2 separate regions of the Homo sapiens genome follow, and region 2 is linked to region 1. A link is a loop called in an ENCODE intact Hi-C map of the cell type or tissue named here. Cell type or tissue: A673. All regions are shown on one strand. Links, peaks and the distances in the headings refer to the core of each region. The heading gives the core; the rest is flanking DNA.

Region 1 (4,383 bases), core at 384-4,383:
GCTGGCAGTGCTACTTTTGAGGTCACTGTTGGCCAAGATAATTGCTTCACTAGGCAAAGGCAAACCCCCTTAAGTGAGTTTCCTGAGGACTCAGAGAGGAAGGCCACAGGTGCTCCAGGAGGAGGATGCACCATCAGGGACCTTGGACAATGACAGCAAGACAGTGAGAAGCCTCTGGGGACCATTCTACAGGGGACTTCTTCCCTGGCCGTGCAGCTGACAGGCCCCAGGAAGCAGAGTCCCTGGGCTCTCCCTGGCAGCTCTCGGTGCATTTCCAGGGGAACAGCTTGGCAGCCCCGTGCTGGGTGGTGCGCTCCATCTATTTCTATGGTACCTATCACCATGGTACCTACTTGCTCTGAAAAACACAGCTAAAAACAGAACATAAAGAATAGGAGCACAGTCCGCTTCCCTGCAGTCACCTTCTGCAGCTGTTGTTATGCCTCAAGATTGCTCTCATGGGCCCCCTTCCATTCTGAGTTTCCATGTTTTTGTTGTTTGTGACCTTCAAAAACAAGAGGCTTACTAGCCGCATCAGCCTTGTCTTGGGGACAATGTGTGTGGCCTGAGGCTTCAAAAATGTCCCACTCGTCTTGCTGCAGGTGTACATTCCTCCGGGGGACACAGTCACCCAGGAAGCAGCTCCTCCCAGGGCTTGCTCGGAGCCCCATATGAGATGTTTTCGGGAAAGGGGAAAAAGTGGGAGTGGAGGATGACTGTGACGTTAGTGGGCATAGATGCCCCGAGGAAGGACCTGCGCTTATTCCAACAAAGAGGATCCTAAGCTTTCTCAGGAACATGCTGGAAATTGTGCTCAGGGAAAGATCCACAAGGCCAAATCACTTCTCCAAAGGTTTTCTTTAACTCAACAATTATCCTTCACAGCAGTGCTCAGCCCATCCATGGTAGTCAGACAGAACTTGAGTTCAGATCCCAACTCAGCCACTTGCCAGCCATGTGAGATTAGTGGGCAACCTCTCGAAGGTTAAATTTACTCATTTTTAAAATGGGGCATGGGCCAGGCATGGTGGTACACGCCTTAATTCCAGCACTTTGGGAGGCTGAGGAGGGTGGATGGCTTGAGCTCAGGAGTTTGAGACAAGCCTGAGCAACATGGTGAGACCCTGTCTCTACAAAAATATACAAAAATTAGCTAGGCATGGTAGCTGTGGTCCCAGCTACTCGGGAGACTGATGCGGGAGGATTGCTTCAGCCTCAGAGGTCAAGGCTGCTGTGAGCCATGATCACGTCACCGCACTCCAGCCTGGGCAACAGGGTGAGAGCCTGTCTCCAAAAATAAAAAAGAAAATTAAAGAGGGAAAAGGAAATGGGGATGAGTGTATAGACCTTACAGGGACAAGCCCCTTGCTGTGACCTCGGCCTCCATGGTCATTTCTTAGCTTTCCCATCTACAAAATGGGGAGGATAATGGCACCTGCTTCAAAAAAGCTTTGGGATAGTTCCAGGAGATGATGTATGTAAAGTGCTGAGAGAGCACCGGGTATGTTGCAAGCGCTCAATAACTGCTGGAGATGCAGGTGTGAGGAGGAGGAGGGGGATGGTGGTGACAGTTGGGACAAGGATGCTCTGTGGGTACCATTGGTGTCAACCCCGTCTTGGTTCTCCTAGGCGTGACTTCCTGTCCTCAGTCCTGGTGGAGCGGGTACAAATGGGGCCTCAACTCACAAGTGGACCCCTCCCTCCAGACTCCCAGATGCATTCATCAGTGTCTCTGGGCATAGTGGATGTAGCTGAGGATAAGCTCAGGCTGTGAGGTGGGTACACCATGCAGAAGGGTCATCAGCCCAGGTGCTCGATGTGATACACAGGACAAAGGAATTCTCATGTCCTGGAGAAAACCCCAATGTGGTTACCTGCTTGTCAGCTTTGGAGTCAACAGCCCTGAGGACTCAAGTCCCCTTTTGACAGAGTGGCTCTGGACAAGTCACTTGCCTTTCCTTCTCCATCTGTGAAATGGGGCAGAGAGGGAGGTTGGGAGCATTAAAAGAGAAAACGTAGGAGAAGCCTCCAGCCTAGTGTCAGCACACAGTGGGCTCTCAGCAGCTGTGGGCTCCCTTCTTTTCTAACCCCCCACGCTGAACATTTTAAGGCTGAGTAAATACTCCATTTAATGAATAAAGGATTAGGCTCTATAATAGGAGGAAACAGGCTCATTTCCTGAATTTGCTAGTAATCCGGTAAATGCTGCACTAAAACTCCCAGACTCACACAAAGCCTGAGGCCCCGCAGGCTCCCCACAAGGCCCCTTCCAGCACCCCCAACTCCCTCCCAAATGCTCCATTTCTCACAACTCACTTTCAAGAACAAAGAATGCTCTGCTCTAGCCAAACAAATCTGTGGGCTACAATCATATACTGCTTGTGCCTTCCTGCCTTTTTATTTCACAAAAGCAACTTTCCTGTTGTGATCTTTGTGGCTGTCTCCCTGACAAACCCCACTTCCCACGAGAGCTCCCAATTTTCATTTGAGGGTCCATGTGCTTCCAAGGACAGAGCATGCCACTTAAGCTAAGCCAGTCAGCTCATTCCATCCCCCTGGCAGGCAGGGATGGATTCCTGAGATCTAAGCTGGTCCAATCAGGATGACTCCCATGACTCCTTTTTTTGTGATACGCAGTCTTGCTCTGTTGCTAAGGCTGGAGTGCAGTAGTGTCATCTCAGCTCACTGCAACCTCTGCCTCCCAGGTTCAAGCAATTCTCTTGTCTCAGCCTCCTTAGTAGCTGGGACTACAGGCACCCTCCACCATGCCCAGCTAATTTCTGTATCTTTAGTAGAGACAAGGTTTCACCATATTGGTCAGGCCGGTCTCAAACTCCTGACCTAAGGTGATCCACCTGCCTCAGCCTCCCAAAGTCCTGGGAGCCACTGTGCCCAGCCCTGCTCTTCCTGTTTTGACCATTTATATAGTTACCTGATAAATGTTTGTTACCAAACGGCCAGTAGAATCTCCTGAAACCAGAAACACCCTGTCCCAGGGACCCTCCCACCCCGGCTGAGCAGTCTGAAAAGTACCAGGCTCTGGGCTGAATGCTTGACATATGTCATCTCATTTTCAGAAAATGGCTCATTGCATTTATGTTATTCTTGGACCCAAGGGCTGGTGGCGTTTTTCCAAGGCTTGTGAGTGGAGCCTGTTTGGATTGGAAGAGGAGATCTTACACAGAGGAACTAATGCAGAGAGCGGTGGCCCTTCGCGGTGGCACAGAGCTGGATGGAAAGGACAAGGCCTTTAGGTTTAATAATTGACTCTACTTATTACGTGGATGATCTTGGGCAAGTTACTTTGCATATTTGTGTCTCCGTTTTTTCATGTGGCAAATGAAGATGGAATCCCTACACTTCTCTGGGTTATTGGAAGATTAAATCATGTTAGTCAAATACCCAGCACAATGTCTGGCATAGTCTTGCTCTTTCTCTACTGTATTTCTCCTCTGCTGAACACTGACCAGTGGCTGGGCCCTCACAGGTATATTGTCCCCCCATTCTCTGTGGATGACCATCAACCCCACCCAGGAGCTGAAGGGTGATATAGAGGTTCAAGAAAACATTGGCCACCAGGTGGGAAGAAGTCTCCATCCCATTCCTTGCCAAACATAGATTTGCTGTCAGAAAGGCAGAGCGTGTGGAGAAACGGTTGGAGACCAGGCCACTTGTTTCATTGCAAATCCGTTGTATTTAGATTACACCTAAGGCTTTGTCCTCTTGTCTCTGCTCAGCAAGCCACGAACACTTCCAGATCTGACAGCCTGAGCAAACTGTTCCTCAGAACTGCTGCCAGGCGCGGTGGCTCATGCCTGTAATCCCAGCACTTTGGGAGGCAGAGGCGGGCAGATCACGAGGTCAGGAGATGAAGACCATCCTGGCTAACACATTGAAACCCCGTCTCTACTAAAAATACAAAAAATTAGCCGGGCGTGGTGGAGGGCGCCTGTAGTCCCAGCTACTTGGGAGGCTGAGGCAGGAGAATGGCATGAACCCGGGAGGCAGAGCTTGCAGTGAGCCGAGATTGCGCCACTGCACTCCAGCCTGGGCGACAGAGCAAGACTCCGTCTCAAAAAAAACAAAAACAAAAACAAAACAAAACAAAAAAAGAACTGCCAAAACTGCCATTAGATCCTTTTTTTTTTTTTTTTTTTTGAGAGGGAGTCTCGCTGTGTCACCCAGGCTGGAGTGCAGTAGCACGATCTCGGCTCACTGCAACTTCCGCCTTTCCATTTCAAGTGATTCTCCTGCATCAGCCTCCTGAGTAGTTGGGACTACAGGCATGCACCACCACGCCGGCTAGTGTGTGTGTGTGTGTGTGTGTGTGTGTGTGTGTGTGTGTGTTTAGTAGAGATGGTGTGTTGTGTGTGTGTGTGTGTG
Region 2 (4,383 bases), core at 166-4,165, 210 kb before region 1:
CACATTGACTTTTCCCAAGCCCTAAAGGAGGGCTGAGGCTGTTAAACAACTCACACTATTGTCCAACACGTACAGATATTTACCAGCTGAGACATGTTTGAGAAAGCATTAGCCGTTGCTGACACGGTGACATGTGACCCTGGATAATGGAGAAATGTGATTTCCAGCACTGAGTGGAGGGGGGTTGGTGTGTTCAGGAGTAGAGTACACCTCACGGTTTAACATCCCCTCCTGCAGTGTGGATAGGAGCCATAGAAAGACAATAAGGAGGGACGAGAAGACCATCTTCTATGTTCTCTGCAGGTGCTGGCCTCTCCTGGCATGCGGCCTCGGCCCCCGTTCTAATCTGACTCAGAGATGGTCTGAGATACGCACTCGGGCCATGTGGGTTGTGTAATTATCCCCCTCTTCTTCTCGAGTGCTAGTTAGCAGCACACTGGATATAGAGATTCCGCATGTTATGCAATAGAGCGACTTACGAAACTAGTTGTGTCTTAACAGAAACACATTTTTAAAGGCCTAACAGGAGCTTTCTTGGTGAAGAATTTCTATAGTGGCCACTTGTAGAATAGTTATGAAACCCACCCTCTTTTTTGTCTTCCGTAAAATTGGATTTTTTTTTTTTTTTTTTATAGACAGGGTTTTACTCGTCACCCAGGCTGGAGTGCACTCGTGCAACATAGCTCACTGCAGCCTGGAACTCCTGGGCTCAAGCAATCCTCCCGAGTAGCTGGGACCACAAGGCCTCAGTGCCACACCTAGCTGATTCTTAATTTTTGTAGATCCGAGTTTTTTCTGTGTTGCCCAGGCTTGTCTTGAACTCCAGGCTCAAGCCTCCCACCTCAGCCTCTCAAAGTGCTGGGATTACAAGCGTGTCCACCGTGCCCCACCAGAACTGGAATTTTAAAATCTCCTTATTTGTGAACAACGTCCTGCATCTAGGCACAGAAGACTGATCTGCCCCAAGAAATACTTAGGGGGATGTAAGTGGTAGACTGGGCTGTGAGCCGGCACGCTGAGGAGAGCCTGTACCCAGACGAGCGGGCATGACTGATAGCTGATGCCTGGGCCTTCTCTCCAAGCCCACGGGTGTGAGGGCGGGAAGGCAGCTCATCGCCTGTGCCCCACCTCGGGCTGGGCAGAGCAGCTCTGATGTATCCCTCGCTTAGGAAGCCCATGCTATAAATGAGAGAAGTCTCCTCATTTATAACTTGTACCAAAGACCTGCTTAGTGCTGGATCCTGAACCATCAGATTAGAAAGGCTCAGTAGCATCTCTTTAATCTTTATTTCTTCTTCTTCTTATTTTCTTTTTTGGAGACAGGATCTCCATCTGTTCCCCAGGCTGGAGTGCAGTGGTGTGATAACTCACTGTATCTTCGACCACCCAGGTTCAAGCGATTGTTCCACCTCAGCCTCCCAAGTAGCAGGGATCCCAGGCACATACCACTATACCTGGCTAATTTAAGAGTGTGTGTGTGTGTGTGTGTGTGTGTGTGTGTGTGTGTGAAGATGGGGTCTTGCTATGTTGCCCAGGCTTGGTCTCGAAATCCTGGCCTCAAGCTATCCTCTTGCCTCAGCCACCCAAAGCGTTGAGACTACAGGCATTAACCACTGCGCCTGGCCTCCTTATTTTTTAATTGCACAAGCCATACAATAAAAATAAGGGTATCTTTTAAAAAAGAAACATCATACTGCTGTCCTAGCATGTCATCTATTGCCTTTTTTTCCAAGACCTCTCTACCTATGCAGACATAACTTTAGCTTTCATTTTATTTTTTAAATATGCTTTTTCTTTTTTCATAACCCCATTAAATCTCTTGTAGGCATACTTTTTATTTGCTAACAATCAAGACAGAAATACAGTTAGGCTTTGGCTTTCGTGTTTGTTTGCATCTTACGTGCTCCTTGCTGTCATTTTAGCTCCTTCGTAGTCACCACGGGATGGCTGTGCACCCGTCCGGGGGCTTCATTACTTGTAATTTACTTAATCCCTCTTTATTTTTGTTTCCGGTTCTTAATGGTATCTTTTCCCCCTTTGTTTCTGCAGGAAGTTCTCCAGCAGCTGATTGTAATGAATTTGCCCAATGTTTTGATGATTGGCAGAGACCCACTGTCTGGTGAGTGAAAGCCGCTCCCTTCTCCCCTGTGGTGCCCAGCCAGAGGCATGGCGTTGGGCAGCTGCTGGCCATCGAGCTCCGGCTGCCAGCTTGGGCCAGCACAGTGAAAACACGTGATCGTTTTGGTGAGATTTTAAAGAGTGGGTTCATTACCCTGAGGCATTCAGCCAAGGGCACATTTCTTCCTTAAGAATGAAGCCTCCCAGGCCGGGCGCGGTGGCTCACGCCTGTAATCCCAGCACTTTGGGAGGCCCAGGCGGCCGGATCATGAAGTCAGGAGATCGAGACCATCCTGGCTAACAAGGTGAAACCCCATCTCTACTAAAAATACAAAGAATTAGTTGGGCATGGTAGTCCCAGCTACTCGGGAGGCTGAGGCAGGAGAATGGCCCGGAGCTTGCAGTGAGCTGAGATTGTGCCACTGCACTCCAGCCTGGGCACAGAGCAAGACTGTGTCTCAAAAAAAAAAAAAAAAAAAAAAGAATGAAGCCTCCCAACCGCTCAGATGTGTGTGCAGAGGCCAGTGAGGCCACCGCCTTGTTCCTCCTGGGAAGATGAGTTTGGGTTTAGGTGCCTGAGTCATACCATCTGGTGGACTCACCTCCTCAGTAAGTGTGGAATCAGCTGACACCATCAGGGAGTGTGGTACCTTAGACAAGAGAGTAAGAATCTCTTTAGAGAACTGACATCTGTCACTGGGGTCCTGCGAGGTTCATGCTCGGTGACGGAGCTCATTGATCTGTCTTATGTCTCCCTGTTGGACTCAGCTCTCCTGGCAGGCACGCGTTCTAGGTCCCCGCAGTCTCTGACGCTCAGTGTGAGTTTGAAAGACTCAATGAGGCCGAGCGCAGTGGCTCACTCCTATAACCCCAAAACTTTGGGAGGCCGAGGCAGGAGGATCGCTTGAGCCCAAGAGTTTAAGACCAGCCTGGGCAACATAGTGAGATCTCATCTCTAATTATAAAATGAAAAAAAGAAAGACCAAATTAAATGTCCTCCTGGCATCTTACAGAAAGTCAGAACTTAATCTCTGCCTGTCAGATAACTTCCTTGGTGCATTAAATGGAGTAATGCCTTGCGTCCCTTTCACCTGTGTGTGTTTACCTGCACCCATAGCTGGTGGACAGAAGTCGCAGGCCCCAGGGACAGAGTTACTCGCTGGCTAGGACTTCCCTTGTTCTGATGGAGACCTTGTCATCATTTTGAAACCTTAGGTCTGGGGCCTCCTGGAGTAGGTGAGGGGTCAAGGAACACAGGAAAAGCCACACCTGTAGGATGGTAATAAACCGTGAATCCTAAACATTAGAGACATTTCCAAAAGGGACTCGGGCTTCCTCTGTTGGCGTCTCCTCAGCCTGGTCTCACTGCAGCCTGGCCATCCCCTCTCCTGTCCGTATGACAGTAGCTAGTGGCCTTGAGACTTTAGAAGAGTTCACTGAGTAACCAGCCGAGGACAAAGCTGGTAGGAGAGCAGTCTTCTTTTAGTGCCACCGCCCTGAGAACATCAGCAGCGGCTTCCTTGTTCCGTGGGGGCGCTCTTTCTGGGCTCCAGCTGGCTGAGGTGTCCGCCTTTGCATGAGCCAGAAGGAAGAGCATCCCTGGACCCCTGATAGTCTTCAGTGCTCTGGCCTGTGGGCACTCACCGCCTTACATGGAGACCCTGCAGAGGCCACCCCTGGTCCTCCTGGTGGCCCCCGGCAGCAAGCGCCCTCCCCCACTTCCCGTGTTAGTAGCAGGGGGCCTTTGGTTCTGCTCCCCTGCCAGCTCTGCCATGGGGCCATGTGTGTTCCGGCTTTATTTCATGGCTCCCCCAGAGAAGGGCGGGGACGCCAGATGCAGTCCATGCTGGCCACAGCCCTGGGCTCCAGGGACCGGGGGACTCTCATGATTTCTGGTAACTTCAGGGAAGTGGAGCCTGTTTTGCTGAGCAGAACTCTGCCACCTTCCTAGTTTATTTGGGGCTGGTTACGGGAGGAGATGAGAGTGATGCCTGTAGAGGTTGGCGGTAGCTTAGTCCTGTTGTTCTGTCTGCCCTGGAGACAGTGGAGGAGCAAAAGGAGGGGACAGCCACTCCGTCTGCCCTGGAGACAGTGGAGGAGCAAAAGGAGGGGACAGCCACTCCTTAGCACGCCCACCCTGTGCTTGGCACTGAACGTGCGTTACAAATGCAATGAAAGACCGAGCGTGCTGGCGAGACACTAGTTCTACAAAAAATAAAAAAGTTAGCCGGGCATGGTGACACGCACTCATAGTCCTAGCTACTT

Evidence for each region. Peaks named below come from ENCODE experiments on the same cell type or tissue, not always from the same donor. Only the 100,000 strongest peaks of a DNase experiment are listed, where the experiment ranks them.
Region 2: a loop joins it to region 1, with 15 times the contacts of the local background. A loop is called at or near these places in 1 of 110 quality-filtered maps.

The regions. Positions count from the first base shown.
Region 1 is chr14:91,142,805-91,147,187 of GRCh38, reverse strand. All of the region lies in intron 1 of DGLUCY (D-glutamate cyclase), which reads right to left. Among named protein-coding and RNA genes, the nearest start is that of SNORA11B, 19 kb to the right of the region's middle. In A673, for the core only: no CTCF peak of the experiment used is centred there; DNase peaks (open chromatin) are centred at 2,187 and 2,527; H3K27ac peaks cover 1,583 bases.
Region 2 is chr14:91,357,378-91,361,760 of GRCh38, reverse strand. CCDC88C (coiled-coil domain containing 88C) reads left to right here. Exons shown (of 30, transcript NM_001080414.4): 4 at 2,050-2,119. Among named protein-coding and RNA genes, the nearest start is that of CCDC88C, 58 kb to the left of the region's middle. RefSeq lists enhancers at 635-1,134, 1,135-1,636. In A673, for the core only: no CTCF peak of the experiment used is centred there; DNase peaks (open chromatin) are centred at 450 and 2,050; H3K4me3 peaks cover 355 bases; H3K27ac peaks cover 2,187 bases.